Linked DNA regions of Homo sapiens: region 1 is linked to region 2. Evidence: read pairs that join two places in POLR2A ChIA-PET (ENCODE). Cell type or tissue: HepG2. All regions are shown on one strand. Each heading gives the region's core, and the rest is flanking DNA. Links, peaks and the distances in the headings are about the cores only. Region 1 overlaps ATE1 (arginyltransferase 1). Region 2 overlaps TACC2 (transforming acidic coiled-coil containing protein 2).

Region 1 (11,472 bases), core at 3,100-5,599, 140 kb before region 2:
ACCTTGTAAAATATTTTAAGTAGTGTATTCAACTCTGTTTACAATTTTGGAAGGACAAAAAAATCTGTATCCAAATCAGAGTAGCCAAGGAGTTATAAAAGCTAAAATCTGGCCAGGCAAGGTAGCTCACACCTCTAATCCCAGCACTTTGGGAGGCCGAGGCGGGTGATCACCTGAGGTCAGGAGTTCGTGACCAGCCTGGCTGACATGGTGAAACCCTGTCTCTATTAAAAATATCAGAAATTAGCCGGGCGTAGTGGTGGGCACTTGTAATCCCAGCTACTCAGAAGGCTGAGACAGGAGAATCGCTTGAACCCAGGAGGCAGAGGTTGCAGTGAGCCGAGATCGCGCCATTGCACTCCAGCCTAGGCAACAAGAGTGAAACTCCGTCTCAAAAAAAAAAGCTAAATTCTACGTCTGATAATACATATACTGAATTAAGGCTTAGAATGCATGAAAGTTAATTTTTATTATCAGGACTTCAGTGATAAGTGATATTTTTAGATGATAGTAAGCTACAAAATTCAAAGGCTGACCAGTTACTAATCACATATGAGAATAAGATAAAAATCATTATGGCTAATGTTTTTGAATTTTTTTGAGACAGTCTTTTGCTCTGTCACGCAGGCTGGAGTGCAGTGGTGTGATCTCAGCTCGCTACAACCTCCACCTCCTGGGTTCAAGCAATTCTGGTGTCTCAGCCTCTCTAGGAGTTGGGATTACAGGTGCACGCCACCACGCCTGGCCAATTTTTATATTTTAGTAGAGACGGGGTTTCACTGTGTTGGCCAAGCTGATCTCAAACACCAGACCTCAAGAGATCCACCTGCCTCGGCCTACCAAAGTGCTAGGATTACAGGTGTGAGCCACCACATCCAGCCCTTGTTTTTGAATTTTATATATGAGAAACTAATACTGAGAAATCTTGATCTGATCTAGAAACGAAAATAAATTTGGAAAAATGGAGGAATTTGGCTCTAAAAGTATTCATATTATGCCCAAAGTGGTTTTGGCACTAATGAGAGAGGATTTCAGCAGTACAATTTAGCCCTATTTAGATAATTCCTAACTGCTGGCTTATGTATATGACACCATTTGCTGTCTTTACCAAGATCAGAATATTATAATGGATGAAATAGTGATTTGCCTTGTGTAATCTATTGTCTTTCACTATCTAAACCAAAACTGCTAAAAACACAATTTTAAAGAGTATTTCTTTCATTTTAACTATTAAATTTCAATCAAGGTAGCATGCTAAAATTGACACTGTTTTCACAAGTTTGGTGGCCAACTATGTATTCTCAAAAAGTCTTTTAAAAAAAAAGGAGTTTCCCTCAAACAGCAGTTAACTTAGTAAATACAAATGTTACTTCTTCCCAGTTCTCTTTAATTTCTTTTAAATTCTCATTATTTAACTAGCAAACATCAACTAATTAGAACTTCAAATAAAAATAAACGATATGCCCAAACAAAAAAAAATCATAATAAAACAAACAACAAAAGTCCTCCAAAGTACCTCTAACTTGTGTGATGCATTCTCTGGTAAAGACTCAAAAATTAAATCTTCGAGTGATTTTGGCTGGTTGGATTTAGCCTTTGGTGGAAACAAAGATGGTGGGTGACCTTGAGCCTGGAAACCCTCAAGTTCTCCAGCTGGGTTCTGCTGCATTAGTTTTAACCTTTTCCTTTCTTTCCGGATTTCCTTTGCTTTTCGACATGGAGGCTTACTCAAATCAGCCCCTTTGCCTAAAAAGAATTTTAAAATATTAGACCAATCACATTTGGTTCTAGAAAAGTTTTTTCACATGTCTCAAAGATTCTACAGTGTAAGTCCAAAGAGTTTCAATGGTTAGGCTAGCTTTGGGGTAGATGTTTCAGAGGATCCTGATACAGAGCTGTAAGTGGATCTAAAATTCTACCTTAGAAGTGGGAGTTGCTAGAGAAAGTAAATAGCACAGAAACTTTCCAAGGTGGCTCTTACTGCTGAAAATCTTTTTTTTCTTTTTTTTGAGACAGAGTCTCGCTCTGTCACCCAGGCTGGAGTGCAATGGCATGATCTCAGCTCACTGCAACCTCCGCCTCCCAGGTTCAAGCAATTCTCCTGCCTCAACCTCCCGAGTAGCTGGGACTACAGGTGTGTGCCACCGTGCCTGGCTAATTTTTGTATTTTCAGTAGAGATGGAGTTTCACCATGTTGGCCAGACTGGTCTCAAACTCCCTTGGACAGACTGGTCTCAAACTCCTGACCTCGTGATTCACCCACCTTGGCCTCCCTAAGTGCTGGGATTACAGGAATGAGCCACCAGGCCCGGCCCAAATATCTTTTTTTAAAAAAAAACATTCATCCACTTCTCTGCCTTTGTGAGGAAGAACACAATCAAATCAAAGTACCTGCTGCATTAAAAGGACACTGCTATCTCTGCCCAACATTTCTGAGGGACATTTCTCTGAAAGCACTGGTAACATAAATACTTAGGAACCAGGTATAAAGGAATACTGATCCCAGCGCAAACACTGACAGGTTTTTTTAAATTAAAAGAATCCTTGTGCACCTGGAATTCTAGCACTTTGGGGGGCTAAGGCGGGCAGATCACCTGAGGTTGAGAGTTCGAGACCAGCCTGGTCAACATGGTGAAACCCCATTTCTACTAAAAATACAAAAATCAGCCAGGTGTGGTAGCACACACCTGTAATCCCAGCTACTCAGGAGGCTGAGGCATTAGAATCACTTGAACCCAGGAGGCAGAGGTTGTGCTGAGCTGAGATGGCACCACTGCACTCCAGCCTGGGCGACAGAGTGAGACTCTGTCTCAAAAAACAAAAAAGGAATCCTTGCTTAGTTGAAGGTATCTGTGTCTTTCTCCAAATACTGCAGGTATTTGGGTCTCATTAGTTCAGCTGTAGTTAATCAGAGTTTTGTTCTAATTAACAGACCAAATATCAAACTGACATCCCTTTAAAATAAAAAAATTTTTACTATTATAAACTAAATAAAAATACTTAGAAAAAAACCTGGAAAGGAGACACCATGGTAACAGTCATTTTACTTTGTTTCAGAAACAGAGACAGGATTTACCTTTCTTTGTAGTGTTCTCTTTTCTCCAAATTTTCTTTTTTTTTTTTGAGACAGAGTCTCGCTCTGTCACCCAGGCTGGAGTGCAGTGGCGCCATCTGAGCTCACTGCAACCTCTGCCTACCGGACCATTCGAGCAATTCTCCTGCCTCAGCCTCCAGAGTAGCTGGGAATACAGGTGTGTGCCACCATGCCTGGCTAATTTTTTGTATTTTCAGTAGAGACGGAGTTTCACCATGCTGGTCAGGCTGGTCTTGAACTCCTGACCTCGTGATCCACCTGCCTTGGCCTCCCAAAGTGCTAGGATTACGGGCGTGAGCCACCGCACCTGGCCGAATTTTCCAACAATGAACATTATGCTAGTAATTTTTTAGAAGATATTAAAGAAATAAGGTGTTTAAGATCCCAAAACAGCCCGGTGCAGTGGCTCATGCCTGTAATCCCAGCACTTTGGGAGGCCGAGGCAGGCAGATCACGAGGTCAGGAGATTGAGACCAACCTGGCTAACACGGTGAAACCCTGTCTCTACTAAATATTAAAAAAATGAAGCAGGCATGGTGGCGCACGCCTGTAGTCCCAGCTACTTGGGAGGCTGAGGCAGGAGAATTGCTTGAACCCAGTAGGTGGAGGTTGCAGTGAGCTGAGACTGCGCCACTGCACTCCAGCCTGGGTGACAGAGCGAGACTCCGTCTCAAAAAAAAAAAAAAAAAAAAAAATCCCAAAACAGGGTACTCACAAACCATATCAAAGTCAGCAAAAAAAAAAAAGGTTTATAAAACTAGCAAATTCAGTTTTTAAAGAGAAGAAAATCAAAACCTAGAGTGGTTAAAGGGCTTGCCTGAGACCATAAGCTGATCAAATGAAAACCAATCTGATGAGAAAATAGTGAGTTCACAAACAGTTCAGACTGTATCACAACTTCATTAACATGTTTTCTAACTAAAAATAAAGTTTACTTATTAAAAAATGACTTTAAATAAGCCTAAGTTAAGTCTGAACCAGGTAACAAAAGACCATTTCTATAACTATTACTCTACTGACCAACAGAATTACTTTTCTTGGACTACAGACTGTGTCTTTTCTCAAATTTGCTCTGAGCACACACACTCTGTCTGACACAAGCTGCCTGAGGTCATGGACGAGGCTCTGTCACTTGGCTAGCTGACCTTGGGCACGTTTCCCTGTCTGTACAAGAAAAACAAAAACCAGTCCTACCTATAGAGTTCCTGTGAGGATTAAATGAGTTAATACCTGTGCAGCTCATAAAAAATTAACTGCCATTCAATTAGGGTTAACTATTATTATTAGCTATTATTTGTATTACCAACATCTAAAATAATGTTTTACCTATATAAACATTCCATAAATAGTAATTTTCAAAACCTTCCATTTTCTATACTGAAAATTACATTCCTTACAGAAGTTATAAATTTATAAGCAAATTTAAAACTAACATGAACTAAGAAACACACATTTTCAGCATTTTTATGAAGGACTGACTACCTGTATCGTCTTTACACTAATTAAGTCACTGGGCTGGGTAAGTCTTCTCATGATTGTTTTGCTCTACATTTATAAATACTACGTTACTACAGTGGAAAGTAGGATTTCAGGCGGGGCTCAGTGGCTCACGCCTGTAATCCCAGCACTTTGGAAGGCCGAGACGGGCGGATCACCTGAGGTCAGGAGTTTTGAGACCAACCTGGCCAACATGGTGAAACCCTGTCTCTACTAAAAATACAAAAAAATCAGCCGGGAGTGTCGGCGTGCACCTGTAGTCCCAGCTACTTGGGAACCTGAGGCAGGAGAATCGCTCAAACCCAGGAGGTAGACGCTGCAGCAAACCAAGATCACACCACTGCACTCCAGGCCTAAGCAACACAGCGAGACTCTGTCTCCAAGAGAGAGAAAAAAAAGTAGGATTTCAGCATATTAGGGGATACAGATCTCCCAGGTCAATAAATTGCTTCAACAGAATGAAAATAGATCATCAGTGTAAAATCAGTACACTATACCAACCCTGCACCCACAGAGGTTCAAAGCAACTCAAGAATTCCTGATTAGTCCCAGGTGATTTAAATAGAGTTTAGGAGACCTACATAATTTCTAATTAAGTCCAAGGGAATAGATTTGTAATATTTTTTAAATTAAAATGGAAATGCAAGCTAGCCATGATGGCTCATGTCTCTAAATCCCAGCACTTTGGGAGGCCAAGGTGAGAGGACTCCTTAAGCACAGGAGTTCCAGACCAGCCTGGGCAACATAGCAAGACCTCATCTCTACAAATCAACTTTTTTAGGCCAGGTGTGGTGGCTCACGCCCGTAATCCCAACACTTTGGGAGGCTGAGGCAGGCAGATCACTTGAGTCCAGGAGTTCAAGACCAGCCTGTACAACACGGCAAAACCCCCTCTCTACTAAAAATACAAAAAATTAGCCAGGTGTAGTGACGTGTACTGGTAGTCCCAAGTGCTCCAGTGGCTGAGGTGGGAAAATTGCTTGAGCTTAGGAAGTCAAGGCTACAGTGAGTCCTGATCGTGTCACTACACTCCAGCCTGGGAGACAGAGTAAGACCCTGTCTCAAAATAAAATAAAATAAAATAAAAAGGAAATGCAGGTTTGCTTTTGCAGGTTCCAAAAAAAAAAAAATCCAAGGTTTTTTGTTTGTTTGAGATGGAGCCTCACTCTGTCACCCAGGCTGGAGTGCAGTGGCGTGATCTCAGCTCACTGCAACCTCTGCCCCCTGGGTTCAAGCAATACTCCTGCCTCAGCCTCCTGAGGAGCAGGGATTTCCGACACGCACCTCTACCCCCAGCTAATTTTTGTATTTTTAATGGAGATGGGGTTTCACCATGCTGGCCAGGCTGGTCTCAAACTCCTGACCTCAGGTGATCCGCCTGTCTCGGCCTCCCAAAGTGTGGGATTACAGGTGTGAGCCACTGAGCCCGGCCAAAATCCAAGGATTTTTAAATAGTCTCGGATTTTTAGTGAGAGATACCTTAAGTGAAAAAAATAAGAACCCTGCAAAAATAGTTTTTAATGTTTCAGTAACCATACTGCTGGAAGTAAGGTTGTTATTCTAAAACTGTGTAATGTGGGAAAAAGCAAAAGGTTAATGTGTGATATTCTAATCTAATTTTACCATCCTCAGTGTTCTTGAGAACTAGGTTTCTCAGTGCAGAAGAAACTACAAACATCAAAAAAAAAGAAAAAGATAAAAAGGTATGGCTGGGCACGGTGGCTCATGCCTGTAATCCCAGCACTTTGGGAGCCCGGGGCAGGTGGATCACTTGAGGCCAGGAGTTCGAGACCAGCCTGGCCAACATGGCAAAACCCCATTTCTACTAAAAGTACCTAAAAGTACAAAAATTAGCCAGGTGTGGTGGTGCACACCTGTAGTCCCAGCTACTCATGAGGCTGAGGCAGGAGAATCACTTAAACCCGGGAAGCAGAGGTTGCAGTGAGCTGAGATAGCGCCATTGCACTCCAGCCTGGGCAACAGAGCGAGACTGTGTCAAAAAAAAATAAAGAAAAAGATTAAAATGCGGCCAGACACGGTGGTTCACACCTGTAATCCCAGCACTTTGGGAGGCCGAGGCGGATGGATCACGAGATCAGGAGGTCAAGATCATCCTGGCTAACACGGTGAAACCCCATCTCTACTAAAAATACAAAAAATTAGCATGGTGGTGGGCGCCTGTAGTCCCAGCTACTAGGGAGACTGAGTCAGGAGAATGGCGTGAACCCGGGAGGTAGAGCTTGCAGTGAGCCAAGATCGCACTACTGCACTCCAGCCTAGGTGACAGAGCGAGACTCCGTCTCGAAAAAAAAAAAAGATTAAAATGCTGTAGTCCTGAATTTGAATTGGAAATATCAGTATGAACTCATAACCTCATAAGTCTATTTGCCAACGAAGCCTAGAAAACAATGACCAAGCCAGCAGCAATAATGTGCACTCCTAATCTAGTGTGTGATCTCCAAATACCAATTCCCACTAAAAGGAACCACAACTGCTCGAAGAAATGCCTGTACAAGATGCTCCAGGAGCATAATATCATGCCAAATAGTAAGGAAGCTGTCAAAGACTACCAGGATTATGTCGAAAGGCCTCAAAAGCCAACTTAAAGAAGCTTTCAGAGGAGCAACAGATTGCAACAGCAGTATGTTCAGATCCATGAGTTCCCAATGATACCAACAAGAAAACTAACTGGTCACTGTTAGACGTTATTTTGAAAAATGATAAATAAAAAGAAGGAATCAAGAATGTATCCTACCAGCCGGGTGCAGTGGCTCACTCCTGTAATCCCAGTACTTTGGGAGGCCAAGGCAGGTGGATCACCTGAGGTCAGGAGTTCGAGACCAGCCTGGCCAACATGGCTAAACCCCGTCTCTACTAAAAATATAAAAAATTAGCCAGCTGTGGTGGCATGCACCTGTAATCCCAGCTACTCTGAAGGCTGAGACAGGAGAATCACTGGAACCCGGAGGTGGAGTCTGCAGTGAGCCCAGACCGCGCCACAGCACTCCAGCGTAGGCGACAGAGTGAGATTCTTTCAAAAAAAAAGAACATATCCTGCCTTTGCTATGGGTTTTTATGAGAAACAAACAGATGAGCGGAAGGCTGTCTTTATAGAAGCAGTCCAGCCAGCCAGGAAACGAAGAAATGATAGAGTATCTAATACATGAATTTAAGCATGGAACATCCATGACTATTAGCACTAACAAAAAGAGAAGCACCCAGACATTACACATCTCCTGAAAGACCACTCTAACACCCATGAAGTGATCTTGCCCATCCTCAAATAATTCAAACTCAAATCTGATTAAGACTTGCCCCCCTGCCCCACGGCAAAAAAATAGACAAAAGAAAATTTAGCCTAGAATCTGATCAAGGCTCTATATCCAACTATCAATTTATAAGCGGGCAGAGGAACATGTTAAACTGCAAACGTAACCTGTCAGATACAGAAAGTGGAACAAACAACCCAAGACAAACAACCCAGTTGAGGAATGATGGAAGGGGAATATCTAGAACAAAAGAGATTGTTGTTGTTGTTTTGAGACAGGGTCTCATTCTCACCACCCAGGCTAGAATGCAGAGGCACGATCTCAGCTCACTGCAGCCTCGACTTCCCAAGCTCAGGTGATCCTCCCACCTCAGCCTCCCAAGTAGCTGGGACTACAGGCATGCACCATAACACCTGGCTAATATTTTGTATTTCTAGTACAGACAGGTTTCACCATGTTGTTCAGGCTGGTCTCAAACTCCTGGGCTCAAGCAATCCACCTGCCTCGGTCTCCCACAGTGCTGGGATTACAGTTGTAAGCCACCACTCCTGGCCGTAAGAGATTTTTTAAATATATCAACAATCACAATATGTGGACATTATCTGGATCCTAACACAAACAAATGTTTAAAAATTGGAATTTGAACACTATTCAATGGCATTAAGAAATTTTCTTCAAGTATAATAATGGTATTGTGAATATTTTTTTTAAAGTTCTTATCTTTTAGAAACGTATTCTGAAATACAGGATATCACAATGTCTGGAATTTGCCTCAATATAATTTTGGAAGGGGGAACTAGATGAAACAAGAGTGGCTATGACATGAGTCAGTAATTGTTTCAAATGCAGGTAGAGTACATGGAAGTCGATTATACTATTCAATCTATGTTCATCTATGTTTGAATAACGATTTTTTAAATTTGACAAACTATAAGTAATTTTATTAAAAAATAATAAAAGAATTGACCCTACCCCCCAGAGAGAAATAGTTGAAAGAAACTGTCTGAATTATTCAAAATATTTCACTGGGAGCTGGGCACAGTGGCTCATGCCTGTAATCTCAGCACTTTGGGAGGCGAGGGTGGGAGGATAACTAGGTGAGGAGTTGGAGACCAGCCTGGGTAATATAGTGAGACCCTGTCTCTACAAAAAATTTTAAAAGAACTAGGCATGGTGACAAGCTCCTGTATTCCTACCTACTCAGGAACCTAAGGCAAGAGGATCACTTGGCCCCAGGAGCTCAAGGCTGCAGTGAGCTATGATCACGCCACTTCACTCCAGCCTAGGCGGCAGAGCAAGACCCTGTCTCAAATTAAAAAATAAATATTTTCTTGAACTATTAGTATTAATTAGGATGAAATCTCAGACCAAAATCAACTTAACATGAAAACCTTATGTAAAAAACTATTCAATAAAATTGCAAATGGAGAATTTTCTCTACTTTAACATGTGTAACATAGTTTAGACAAGAAAAACTAAAATAGTACTAAAAATCTTTCCCTTGGATCATTTGGCATAAATATAAGAACTAATTCAAAAACTGACACATCTAATAAACTAATAACCATCCAACTTCACATTTCACGAAATAATTTTAAAAGAGTCATATACACACATATTAAATTCATTTAATACTGGATAAACTTATTAAGCCTAATTCTTTTATAAGTAATAACATAAAAAAATCTTACCTGATTAAAGGCAAAGTTAAACATCAAAATCTGGACATTTTAAAACTAAAATACACTAAAATTACATTAAAAAATTTAATGATAAACTGAAGAATTTTATAATGTCTGTATTTTGGACATAATAACTATAATTCATGTTGTCTCACTTAATGTTAAAATAAGAATGTTTATCACTCCTTTTCACTGAGAAAAATTTGATTCTCAACCCTGTAAGGCCCTAAAGTAGTAAGTAGAAATGGAACTCTTTGAAAATATCTGTATTTAGGGATAAGGCTATTGTTACAGGCTTTTTAAGCATAGTAGTTTGTAAAAGGCATGATTTGTCCATCTAATTCTAGGCAATAATAAACAAAGCAGGGTTCTGTTTTACAGACTGCACGACTAAGTCATCCTTTTGGCTGATGGAAAGACCCAGGGTTTAAAATGACTCAGCAAAAAGCAAAGCCGTGAATATGACTTGGTATCAAAAATCTTTACTACCTGGCTTAGGAACTGTGTGAACTTTAACTGAATGTGACGGTTCACCAGAGCCCAACTTCTCTCCTACGAAATCTTGTGACTGAAGTAATTCCTGAGGTTCTTCTTTCTTTGAATTTTTTCCTTCACTCTCTAAACTCTCTTTGATGTCATCACTGAGTGTTTTAAGATCACACTGTATATCCAGTTTATTTATCAATGCAAAGTCACCCGCAACAGCATCATCCATTGTGGAATCCATGGGCTCATCTACAAATCAGAAGAAATTAAAAATCCATCAGCTGGGTTATTTGATACAGTTAGGTAAATACAGAAATACAATGTTCCTATTATCCATTGTGGCAGAATTACTATCTGTCCACCAAATCCATTCTCATCCTCCAAAATAAGAGAGCTGCACTTAAGACTGGCACAGCTGGGCATGGTGGTTCATGCCTGTAATTCCAGCTCTTTGGGAGGCCAACACAGGAGGACTGCTTGAGGCCAGGAGTTTAAGACCTGCCTGGGCAACATAGTGAGACACTATCTCTACAGTAAATTAAAAAAAAAAAAAAAAAACAAAAACTGTGGCGCCCTAGCAGGGCAATGTACTGCCAGTCCCTTTACAAGTGGTGACCAAGCTCCTGCCAACAGAACATAACACAACTGATACATCCAATTATGCCTCACTAGTTTTAAAGGAAACTTGCGACCCTGAACTTCTACCCTTCCCCACAATGGCTGGATTAGTAAAAACCAGAGCAACCTGGGAAATCACATGTTAAAGAAAAGCCCAGAATGGCTGGTGGGGAGAAGAGTTGAACGCCAACCTAGAACACCCACACTGAACTGTTATGTGAGGAAAGAAACAGACTTTTTTTTTTTTGAGGAGTCTCCCTCTGTCGCCCAGGCTGCAGTGCAGGGGCGCGACCTCGGCTCACTGCAAGCTCCGCCTCCCAAGTTCACGCCATTCTCCTGCCTCAGCCTCCCAAGTAGCTGGGACCACAGGCGCCCACCACCATGCCCAGTTAATTTTTTGCATTTTTAATACAGACGGGATTTCACTGTGTTAGCCGGGATGGTCTCGATCTCCTGACCTCGTGATCCACCTGCCTCGGCCTCCCAAAGTGCTGGGATTACAGGCGTGAACCACCATGCCCGGCCAAGCCCGGCTAATTTTTTGTAATTTTAGAGAAGACAGGGTTTCACCGTGTAAGCCAGGATGGTCTTGATCTCCTGACCTCGTGATCCGCCTGTGTTGGCCTCTCAAAGTGCTGGGACTACAGGTGTGAGCCACCACACCCGGCCCCGAAAGAAACAGACTTTTATCTTTCTTTTAGTTATTGCATTTTGGTATCTTTTTGTCATAGCTGTTTATTCCTTTACTCTAATGAGTACATCACTCCTAGTTCCAGGCACAGATAATTCAGAAGCCTGTAACAAGTCAAATAAACAACCAAATATA
Region 2 (11,472 bases), core at 5,085-7,584:
GTACAGTCCAATTAACAAGAGCTACAGGAGTTTGAGACTAGCCAGTGCAACATGGCGAGACCCCTGTCTCTACTAAAAATACAAAAAATTAGCAGGGTGTGGTGGTGTGCACCTGTGGTCCCAGCTATTTGGGAGGCTGAGGTGGAAGGATCACTTAAGCCCTTGGGGGAGAGGGGGCAGAGGTTGCAGTGAGCCAAGATGGCGCCACTGCACTCCAGCCTGGGTGACAAGAGTGAGACCTTGTCTCAAAAAACAAATAAACAAACACACAAACCAAAAAACGAGTGAGGGCTGACATGAAAAAAGTGACTTTTTATTCTAAAGCTTAGCTTAGGGGGAAAAGTACAGGCTTCTGCTTTTAAGGGCACTGCTTTGCTTTTGGGGCAGAAAGCAGGGACTTTTAAAGGGGGGACTTTGCATGCACAGCAGGTGGGGAGGGAGTGAGTAGGTGGGGGACCACTGGACTCACTTCAGTGCCTTATCCACCAGGTGGTCCAGCTGGCACAAAACTAGGTTCTAAGGTGGTCGTTGTCTTGAGACGCTCTCCAGGTGGGAAAGACTTCCGTCGTGGGCGTACTTGAGGTTGGAAATTGACAGTTGTTTCTTGAGGCAATCTCCTGCTGGGAGAGCTTTCTGGCTCTGGAGCTTCTAAGTGAGCACAGAGTCAGATAAGCTTGTCCTATAGGGAGTGTCTGGTGAAGGGAAGGTCAAGGTTATAAGGTTATAATTGCATTTCTAAAGCGCTAAGTAGGAAGTGAGGAACATGAGAAAAGAAGGAGAGAGAAAAGAAAAAAAATAATTAAAACCATTTTCTTTCTCTTAGAAAAATGGGATACTCAGTTACAGCATCATTGCATTAAAGGGACATTGAGTTTTGCAGGTGGGGGAAGTGAAATGGCTTAGAAAGAACATTGGCGGGGGACACAAGGTTCCTGACTCATGTGTTTTTTGCTTTTTTTCTGTTTTGTTTTGAGACGGAGTCTCACTCTGTCAGCCAGGCTGGAGTGCAGTGGCACAATCTTGGCTCACTGTAACCTCTGCCTCCTGGGTTCAAATGATTCCCCTGCCTCAGCCTCCGGAGTAGCTGGGATTACAGGCAGGTGCCACCATGCCTGGCTAAGTTTTGTATTTTTAGTAGAGATGGGGTTTCACCATGTTGGCCATCCTGGTCTCGAACTCCTGACCTGAGGTGATCTGTTCACCTTGGCCTCCCAAAGTACTGGGATTACAGGTGTGAGCCACCGTGCTGGCCTCCTGACTCTATTTTGAAACCATGATCTTCTGGGCTTGTGGAAGGAAAATCAGCCTCCCCTTGAGAGGGTTGGAACCTGGTAGGTTCTCAGAGGGCAGCTGGCATGGGTAAGGTGGGAAGGTTAAGGGTCTGTTCCGTGATGATCCTGGGATATGAGGGTTCAGGCTGCTGATCTGAGTGCAGAAAAAGGCGTGGGAATTGGAAGGTGGGGGTGGAGACAAGGTCAGATGAGGCAGCAGGGTCTGGGGCGGCCTGAGATGTGGGGTTGGGGGACAACAAGTGCCTGGGAGGACTGGGCCTTCAGGCAGATGAGGGAGGCAGGGAGGTAAGCACAACAGGACCTCTCCTCGGAGCCTCTAGGCAGTGAGCCGGCAGTTTATTTCGACAGTATTTGCTTTTGACACTTTTTGAAAACAATTAATTGCTGCATTAATTACAAACTGATTTATCTTATTCAAGTAGTCAATTTTAATAACATCACAACAGTCTTACCTTCCTATCCTGCCAACCAGTCACAGTGATTTCTTGTTTTGTCAGCACAAATGCTATTGAAACTCTGAATTTTAGTGGTAGCTTTGGGTTCTGTTCTCTGTTCCTGAGGGAAGAGAAGCCATCGACAGAGGAAAATTCCCACACTCAGCCTGAAACCTCTTCTATCTGCTAATTGGAGGTTCCTCTTACTGAGCTGGGGCCATGGAGCCTCAGCCCAGCCCCTTGTGGGTGCCTTTTGCAGCAAGCTGAGTCCTAGTTGTTACCCTTGCTCCTTCCTTTGGGAATGGACTCACTTAGGCCTCCTGGGAGGCTGTTCTCAGGGGGCTCTAAGCAGCCTCGGTTACTAAAGTACACTTGCACAGGTGATGTATTGCACCACCTGATGGTTGGAAATGAAGAGAAATGTATAACCACGGCTCTAAAGGGTGACTCGTTTGGGGAGTGGGAGGACACGGTCCAATGGGAAGTTGGGAGACTGTCTAACACCCAGCCAAGGGGGGCATCACCTGTTCCCGGGAGTGTCAGGGTCCTGGCTTATGTGTGTCCCTCTCTGGGAAAGAGGTGGTGGTGACGCTGTGATGAGAGCTGTCTCCACTCGACAGCCCTTCCAGGGGTTTCATGCATCCTGACTTGTTTAGAAAGCTCTGTGGTGAAATAAGGGCCATGCCAGCCCACAGCCCCAAATCCTGAAGGTGGGCTTCACAGTTGTTCAGTTCTGGAGAGCCCTACAGGGGACATCTGAGCTCCAAGCTCCAAGCATGTGGATTTCAGAAGGGAAGGGCAACCCTAACCCCTCCATTACCACTCTCTGGAGTTCCGCTTGGCCATGGGGCTGTCATGATTCCCATTTATAGCTCTGACCGTGTGGGGAGGAAGAAAAGACATTCAATCCTATTATTATAATGATCTCACTTAAAACATATCATCATTCAGTAACTCCATTCTAACACTTCTATTGTCTGGGTGTTTCTGTAACAAGTCCCAAAAAACATAATTTTCAACTCTAGAAACTGTGATCAATGCTATGAAGCAAGAAGACAGGTGCACAGACCCCAGACCTAGCCTGGGTGTCAAGGAAGGCGCTTCTGGGGAGCTGATGTTTGAGCTCAGAGCTGCAAATGAGCAGGAAGTAGGTGACATCAGAAGGACCCAGAGCCAGCTCAGCAGACACGCCTCCCCCAGCTTGGGCAGGTCCCCCCGGGTCGGGTCCCTGCTCTGCGTACAAGATGTGGTCTGAATGAGGTTTGCTGCTGCAGGAGACCTCAGCAATGTGGACATCTGAGGAACAGAGGACCAGGAGGACAGGAGAATCTGTGTATGCGAGCCGTCCCCAGGGTCTGGTCATCAAGAAAGGCTGAGGTTGTATGTTGCTCAGGCGCTGTGTGGTTGTTACTTTGCTTGACAGAGGAAAGTGCCATATATATGTGCACATCTTGTTTAAAGCTATGCTTGGTGCTCTACGGTTAACTTGAAGGTCCCTTCTTTAGCTCTTGAGGAACTCAGCATTACAGCAACACTCAGCCAGTGCAGGACAGGGAGCATTTCCCAATATTCCACAGGCTGCAGGTGGGCATCTGGGCTGCTTTAATGTGTTTAATGTGAAAGAAGTTGAGCAAAGAACAAGTTAAGCAGCAAGAATTAATTCAATCTTCATGACAGCACAGAGTTTCCTTTCTTTTTTTTTTTTTTTCTCGTAACGAGACAGAGTCCTGCTTTGTCACCCAGGCTGGAATGCAATGGCGCGATCTCGGCTCACTACAATCTCCGCCTCCTGGGTTCAAGCAGTTCTCCTGTTTCAGCCTCCTGAGTAGCTGGGATTACAGGTGCACACCGCCATGCCTGGCTACTTTTTTGTATTTTAGTGGAGACAGGGTTTCACCGTGTTGCCCAGGCCAGGCTCGAACTCCTGAGTTCAGGTAACCCACCCACCTTGGCCTCCCAAAGTGCTAGGATTACAGGTGTAGCCACAGCACCCGGCCTTGACAGCAGAGAGTTTCTTTACTGTCACCTGTCTGCTCCCACAGCCCCTGCTGTGGGGTTCCCCCAGCCCGGAGGGTCGGTGCTAGTTTTCACTGGCACGATTACGCAAGTGTGTGAACAACACGGCTCCAGGTTTTGGCCAGATGCATCTTCTGAATAAATGTGTAAAATGTTAACTTTGGGAGGAGCTGTTCTTTTCTTTTTTCTTTTCTTTTTTGAGACGGAGTCTCGCTCTGTCACCCAGGCTGGAGTGCAGTGGCGCGATCTCGGCTCACTGCAAGCTCCACCTCCCAGGTTCACGCCATTCTTCTGCCTCAGCCTCCCGAGTAGCTGGGACCACAGGCGCCCGCGACCACGCCCGGCTAACTTTTTGTATTTTTAGTAGAGACGGGGTTTCACCGTGTTAGCCAGGATGGTCTCAATCTCCTGACCTCGTGATCTGCCCATCTCAGCCTTCCAAAGTGCTGGGATTACAGGCGTAAGCCACTGCACATGGCCTTTTCTTCTTCTTTTTGAGAGAGAGTCTCACTCTGTCGCCCAGGCTGGAGTTCAGTGGCACAGTCTCAGCTCACTGCAACCTCTGCCTCCCGGGGTCAAGCGATTCTCCTGCCTCAGCCTCCCAAGTAGCTGGGATTACAGGTCCCTGCCACCATGCCCAGCTAATTTTTCTATTTTTAGTAGAGATGGGGTTTCACCATGTTGGCCAGGCTGGTCTCGAACTCCTGACCTCAAGTGATCCACCCGCCTCAGCCTCCCAAAGTTCTGGAATTACATGCTTGAGCCACTGCACCCAGCCTGAACTTCTGATTAACTGCTTTTGCTCTAAGCTGAGATAGCCAATGGGGCTCTTCATTAATGAGTTTTGAATCTGTTTCTTCTTTATACAGTAACAACCAGCATGTACAATGTCTACGTGGTCTAGCCTTGTCCTTTATTTAACCTTCAGAACAACCCTGCAGTTATGACCCCCATTCTACAGATACGGTACTCGAGGTGTAGAACCCAGAGACTTACAGCTAAATAAGCAGTAAAGCTTGGGTTTCAGAACAATTGTACTCAGCTTCCTGCCTGCTCATTCTTAAACCATGCTGCTGTAGCATGAAAATGAGTGGATACAGGGATTCTAGAGGGGCAAAAGAAATAAAGTTTATGTCTGCACTTTAAGTATAATCAAGTAAACATCACAGCATGGTACAGGCCATCCTGACATGCCCAGCTCTTTGAATAAAGAGACTCTCCCTTTTATTTGTACAGTTGTTGTTTACAAGGCATTCCTATCACCCACTGAGGTAGGGAAGGGCAGAGATTGTGGTCCCCAGTTTATTGACGGAGAGAGAGAGGCTTGGAGAGAGGAACTGATCTGACCAAGGGCACATGGATTTGGATTTTCTGACCTCATCCAATTCTCTTTAAATCATATTGTTTCTAAAATATTAAATACATACAGGTCATCAACATTGGGTATGTTTTTGAAGCCTTTAGTCTGCCACCTACAAACTACAGACATCAGAACATGTCACCTCTTACATCTTTGAGGTTCCTGAATCCTTTTAGGGTAATGGCCACCGCTTGTGACCCAAATGCTTCTGAGGAAGGGAAGGCAGATATGATTTACTAAATATCACTCATTCATTCACTAAATTCAAAATTCCATGAGGGTAGTAGGAACCATGTGTCTCTTTTTATAATTAGATTTCTTTCTTTCTTTCTTTCTCTTTCTTTCTTTCTTTTTCTCTTTCTTTTTCTTTCTTTCTTTTTCTCTTTCTTTTTCTTTCTTTTCTTTCTTTCTCTCTCTCTCTGTCTCTCTGTCTCTCTCTCTCTCTTTCTTTCTTCCTTTCTTCCTTTCTTTCTTTCTTACAGAGTCTCACTCTGTTGCCAGACTGAAGTGCAGTGCACAATCTTGGCTTACTGCAACCTCCACCTCCCAGGTTCAAGTGATTCTTGTGTTTCAGCCTCCTGAGTAGCTGGGACTACAGGTGCCCACCACCACACCTGGCTAATTTTTGTACTTTTAGTAGAGATGAGGTTTCGCCATGTTGGCCAGCCTGGGTTCGAACTCCTGACCGCAAGTGATCTGCCCGCCTCGGCCTCCCAAAGTGCTGGGATTACAGGCATGAGCCACTGTGCCTGGCCAAATTTTACTTTAGAGTATTTTCAGATTTATAGAAAAGTTGCAAAGATTGTATGGAGAGCTCCCATATAGATGCTTCCCCGGCTTCTCCTAAAGTTAACATTTTACACCATGCCTGTTTTAGTCATCAGTGTCTACCCAGAACCTAGACCCAGCCCTTACTATTCATGAGGCATAATCATCAAAACACACGTCAAACTCTATTCTGTTATTTTCCATCTTTTAAAGGAAGAGTGAGGACTCAAACCCAGCTCTCTCGGGCTTCGAAGCTTATTCATTTCTTCTGCTCTATCGTGCTGTATCACATCAGAAAACATTCCGTTTGCGGAAAGCTGAAATCCCACGCTGGCAGCCTTTCGCTTGTTGGCCTGACAGAGTGCCTGCTAGGTTAGGCTGAGGTGTCCTCTGCAACCTGTATTCGTCAATCTTTTGTACCCCCTTGGAGGGGAAGAAACATTTGGGATGGTCTAGCAGAACTGGTGTGAGCATTTGCCTTCCCTTGACAGGGAAGATGGGCAGCCGGCTGGCTCTAGCACAGAGCATGTGTTCATCCTCCATATTTGGTCAGCCTGGCAGTTGTTTCTGAAATCCGATTCCTAATGCCATGGGGATGACCTTTGGTCTGCTTCCCAGCATTCACCTGCAGTCAAGCTGCTCCCAAGGAGCTCGTTCAAAGAGGGGGCGACTTAGGCAGACACTCTGGTCATGATCTAACCATGTTAATTAAGCATGGTTTAATTAACTCTATTGGCATGACCAGTAAGCAGTGGTCTAGAGTGATGGAGCGTTTAAGAGGTAAGTGGAATTTTTTTTTTTTTTTTATGGTGAAATGCTTTAGCTCTTTACAAAGTATATTTTTTAGGACTGGAAAATTGCTGTAACTGTTTAAAGATTGCTTTAAAATAGACTCCAGGCTCTGGAGTGTTCCAGAGCCAACGAAAGACTGTTTGTTTACTCAAGCAATGGCAGCGAGGGAAAGATTTGAAGAAGCAACTGGGCGAGTCCACGTGTCCTGTAAGGCTTGCCAATTGTTTTTCCAGCCTGCGATTTGGAAGTGTAAAGGGTAACTTTAGAAATGCATGCTGTTTTGCAGTGACGCCTGCTGACACACAGGTCCTTTGGAATCCAGTAAGCAATAGAGCTTAAGACTATCTCTAAGACGGGGAACAGGAAGGGGGATTCAAAAGCACAGGGAAATGTGGCAAAAGCGAGAGTTCCCAGGGCTGAGGGTACGTCTTTCGATTTGCAGACATGGCCACCAGACTAAATAAGAATAATCTACTTTTCATACATTCAACAAATATTTATGGACTGCCTCTTCTGTGCCAGGTGCTATTCTGGGCATCAAATCTAGGCTCCTATACCACATTATTCTCAAATGTCCAATTGCTATAATTCCTTGGAGCATAGCAGCAAAATGGCAGAGGCCATAGAGCAACGAATTCCACTGTATGGCGAAGCAGCGTAAGGCAGGGACAAGAGCACAGACTCTGGAGCCAAACCATCCTGGTCCAAATCCTGGCTCCACCACTTCCAAGCTGTGTGATCTTGGGCAAGTGGCTTAACCTCTCTGTGCCCAGTATTCTTAGCTATAACATCGGGCTCTAAGGATTGAATGAGTTTAAATATGTAAAGCACTTAAAAGAGCAGTACTAGACACACAGAAAGTGTTCCTAATAATTAGGTTGCTGCTGTCGTAGCAGAAAGAGAGCTATGTAAATGCTGGGTGTCAGTATTCTTGTGGAAAGAGCACTGGACTTCAAGGTGGGAGACTTGCAGAGGGCAGAAGGCAAGCCTCTCTGTTTCTTATCTGGAAAATGGAAAACATGATTTTACCTGCCTGGTATAGCTCACGGGGATTTTATAAGAATCAAATGGATGTCAAAGAGCTTTGAAAAGTGCAATGTGCCATTCATACAGATAGTTTTGTTGCTTTTAACTCCATCCAGATATGTTTGTGTTGGGGAGAACTAGTATCATTCTTGCAGATTAGCTTTCTATTAGAAAAAGAAGTGGGCCGGGTGCCATGGCTCATGCCTGTAATCCCGGCACTTTGGGAGGCCAAGGCGCATGGATCACGAGTCAGGAGATCGAGACCAGCCTGCCAACATGGTGAGACCCCCATCTCTACTAAAAAAAAATACAAAATTAGCTGGGTGTGGTGGTGCATGCCTGTAGTCCCAGCTGTTCGGGAGGCTGAGGCAGGAGAATTGCTTGAACCCGGGAAGCGGAGGTTGCAGTGAGCTGAGATCACGCCATTGCACTCCAGCCTGGGCAACAAGAGCAAAACTCCATCTCAAAAATCATAATAATAGGGCTGGGTGTGGTGGCTCACGCCTGTAATCCCAGCACTTTGGGAGGCCGAGGCGGGTGGATCTCGAGGCCAGGAGATTGAGACCATCCTGGCTAACACGGTGAAACCCCGTCTCTACTAAAAATACAAAAAATTAGCCGGGCGTGGTGGTGGGCGCCTGTAGTCCCAGCTGCTCGGGAGGCTGAGGCCGGATAATCACTTGAACCCAGGAGGCGGAGCTTACAGTGAGCCAAGATCTCGCCACTGCACTCCAGCCTGGGTGACAGAGTGAGACTCTGTCTCAAAATATAATAATAAAAATAAATAATAATTAAAAAAAGAAAAAAAGAAAGAGAAGTGGAGCTGAAAAGGGAGAGACGCCTGCCTTTTGTTTTTTTCTTCAAAGACAAATCCAAGCCCTTGTTATAGTCCATCTGCCTGAGGAAATATAGCCCGTGGTCCCTTTCTTCTCCTGGACTTGGAGCAAAGATCTGTCTCCTTATTCCATCTGTTGTTTGCATCTGTCTGGGCTATTATTTGTCTTCTTTCCAGAATTAAAAGAAATCTTGCTCATGGAATACTGGGCATGAGATTTATCTGTTAAATTATTTGCAGAATATTTTACTGCAGGTCATCTTGTGATTGAAAGGGGGGCCTGGCCTCAGGTGTTAGTTGCTGAGGTTTGCATGGCGGTCAGACAAGTAGGAATTGGGTTAAAATTTCAAAAATGCAGGACCCTGATATAAAAATGCCACTCACTCAGTATTGTTAATCTTGAGTTATTATAGTAAAATGTGAGAATCATGCTTCCAAAGATTTATAATTTATAGATAAAGAATCTTGGCCGGGTGTGGTGGCACCTGTAATTCCAGCACTTTGGGAGGCTGAGGCGGGCAGATCACAAGGTCAGGAGTTCGAGACTAGCCTGGCCAATATGGTGAAACCCCGTCTCTACTAAAAATACAAAAATTAGCCGGGTGTGGTGGTGGGCACCTGTAGTCCCAGCTACTTAGGAGGCTGAGGCAGGAGAATCGCTTGAATCCGGGAAGCACAGGTTGCAGCGATCCGAGATGGTGCCACCAAACTCCAGCCTGGGCAACAGAGCGAGACTCCGTCTCAAAAAAAAAAAAAAAAAAAAAAAAAAAGAATCTTTCTTTGAAAATGAAGATTATAGAGTGTGAACTTAAGGTGATTTAAAGTTTCCATGGTCTTGATAATGTCCTATGGGGATGATTGTCTTCTTGGATGCACAGATGAAGAGGCTGAGACCCCTCAGGGGGGGGCAGGGGCACTCGTTAAGGGAATGGCTCAGCCTGCAGGGAGGTCAAGCCAACCCCAGGTCAGCAGCCCCCTCTCGTGTGAGGAACCATCCCCAGCTCTTTCTGCCTCCTTCAACACTGCCCCGTGGAAGGGATCAAACAGAGACGCCCTGTCCTGGCTCTGGGATCAGAGATAATCGGTTATGTCTAGATTCCACTGCTGTGTGGTCTTGGCCCAGTTACTAAACCTCTCAGAGCCTCAGCTCTAAAACAGGAACACAAATATCCATCTTTCCCTTAAGACAGTTGTGCAAATTCAATGACATAGTTCATGGAAAGATACTGGCCCAGTGCCTGGCATTAGTAAGTGCTCAATAACAGGAGCATTTATTGCTGTTGTTCTCTTTCCCCCACATTCTATCCTTCAGCTAAAATGAAGGAAAATTTTTGCATTGTAGTGTTCATGTTGGCACTAGACTGTATGGGTACCTGAGAGATGAAGCATCTTTTATGTTTTACCTTTGGACACAATGGGATGAACACAGATAGCCAACCACTCAGGGAAATGCACCAGGTAGGGGAACCTTAGCCAAAGCTAGCTTGCTCTTCGGGCTGGTGTCTGAAGGTCAAGGACTACAGCCCATCCAACAAGTCTGACGGTCTCAAGAAGTCCCCAGGTGCAGACTAGGCAGATGATTTGCTTTCACATGTCCTGCAGAAACGTCAAGATTAATTTACAAAATCCATAGGCTAGAGGTTGGTAGAGTTTGATGAGTGGGGACCCTCCCTTCCTGGGGGACCTTGGGGGCTGTCTGCTTCACCTCCAGGCAGGAGCCATACCTACTATCTTCCTGGGGTGCCCTCTGTGTGCACACCCCTGCAGCCATGGGACTGGGGTCTGTCTCCCTAGACTGTGAGCAACGTGAGAGGAGGAATGGAGCCTTATTTTTTTTTTCTCCTCCCTTTCCTTCCTTCCTCCCTCCCTCCCTTCCTTCCCTCCTTGCTTCCTCCCTCCCTCCCTCCCTCCCTTCTTTCCCTCCTACCCTCTCTCCTTCCCTCTCTCCCTCTTCCTTTCTTTTCCTTTCCCCTATTTGTTTCTGTTTCTGTTTTGTAGAGATGGGTTTCTCCATGTTGCCCAGGCTGGTCTCGAACTCCTGGGCTCAAGCAGTCTTCCCACCTCGCCTTCCCAAAGTGCTGGGATTGCAGGCATGAGCCACCGCACCCGGCTGGGGAGGCAGTTTCTAATTCACACAATGGCATTGTCTGCTCCCAGGCCATGCATTTGGCCCAGAAGAGTGCCACCTTCTGATTTTCACAAAGGTGCCCATGGGCTAGGGAATGTCTGTCGTACAGATTTGCACCATCTGCTAGATTTAAGCAAGGTAGAAAGAAATGAGCTCTTGTGCTGTCTTCAAATGTGTGTTCCATGTAACGCGAGTTCTATAAGATGTTAAACTGTGGTACATAAACAAAGAGTCCTGTGGTCAAGAAATTCTGGCAAACTCTGAGTTAAAATTCAGTAAGTTATTCTGCTGTAGAACTCAGAATTTTTACTATGCTAATGTGCATTGTGAATTTCTAAAGGAGGCCTATATTATGTAGCACTTGTCAAAGGTGTTTGACCAGGGAGTACTTTGTTTTCCTCCAAGCTGATCTGGTGCAGCTCATCTGGATGAGAGGTGGACCGGGGAATGCACTCTCAGTTGCTAGTGACAGAAATTCAGCTTGTACCCACCTGCTAAGGTGAAAAGGGCAATGCATGCGGCCTCATCATAGAGCTCCCAGATGGCTAGGGCAGAATGAGGCCTTGGCCCCAGCAGGGCTGCTCCCTCTGCCTGGCATCTCGGCTTTTCTCTGCCTGCGAGCTCTGCCATCTCTTTCTGTGGCGGTTTCGTCCACCACAGCTGGAAACAAGGCTGCAGGTGACTTCCCGACTCACCTTCTATAGAACCCCCCACCAGAACTGCCCTGGTTCTTCAGGGAATCCCGTAGAAGGTCCTGGCTTGACCGGAGTCTCATGTACACTCCAGTGGGCAGGGACATGGGGCACTATGACTGGCATTTT

The links. Peaks named below come from ENCODE experiments on the same cell type or tissue, not always from the same donor. Only the 100,000 strongest peaks of a DNase experiment are listed, where the experiment ranks them.
Region 1: POLR2A ChIA-PET joins it to region 2 with 5 read pairs; 3 of 35 experiments call an interaction of 5 or more read pairs at or near these places.

The regions. Positions count from the first base shown.
Region 1 is chr10:121,900,875-121,912,346 of GRCh38, forward strand. It overlaps ATE1 (arginyltransferase 1), which reads right to left. Exons shown (of 12, transcript NM_001001976.3): 5 at 10,032-10,277; 6 at 1,517-1,746. Among named protein-coding and RNA genes, the nearest start is that of ATE1, 21 kb to the right of the region's middle. In HepG2, for the core only: no CTCF peak of the experiment used is centred there; a DNase peak (open chromatin) is centred at 4,217.
Region 2 is chr10:122,038,023-122,049,494 of GRCh38, forward strand. The region is part of intron 2 of TACC2 (transforming acidic coiled-coil containing protein 2); the gene reads left to right. Among named protein-coding and RNA genes, the nearest start is that of TACC2, 55 kb to the left of the region's middle. In HepG2, for the core only: no CTCF peak of the experiment used is centred there; a DNase peak (open chromatin) is centred at 6,449.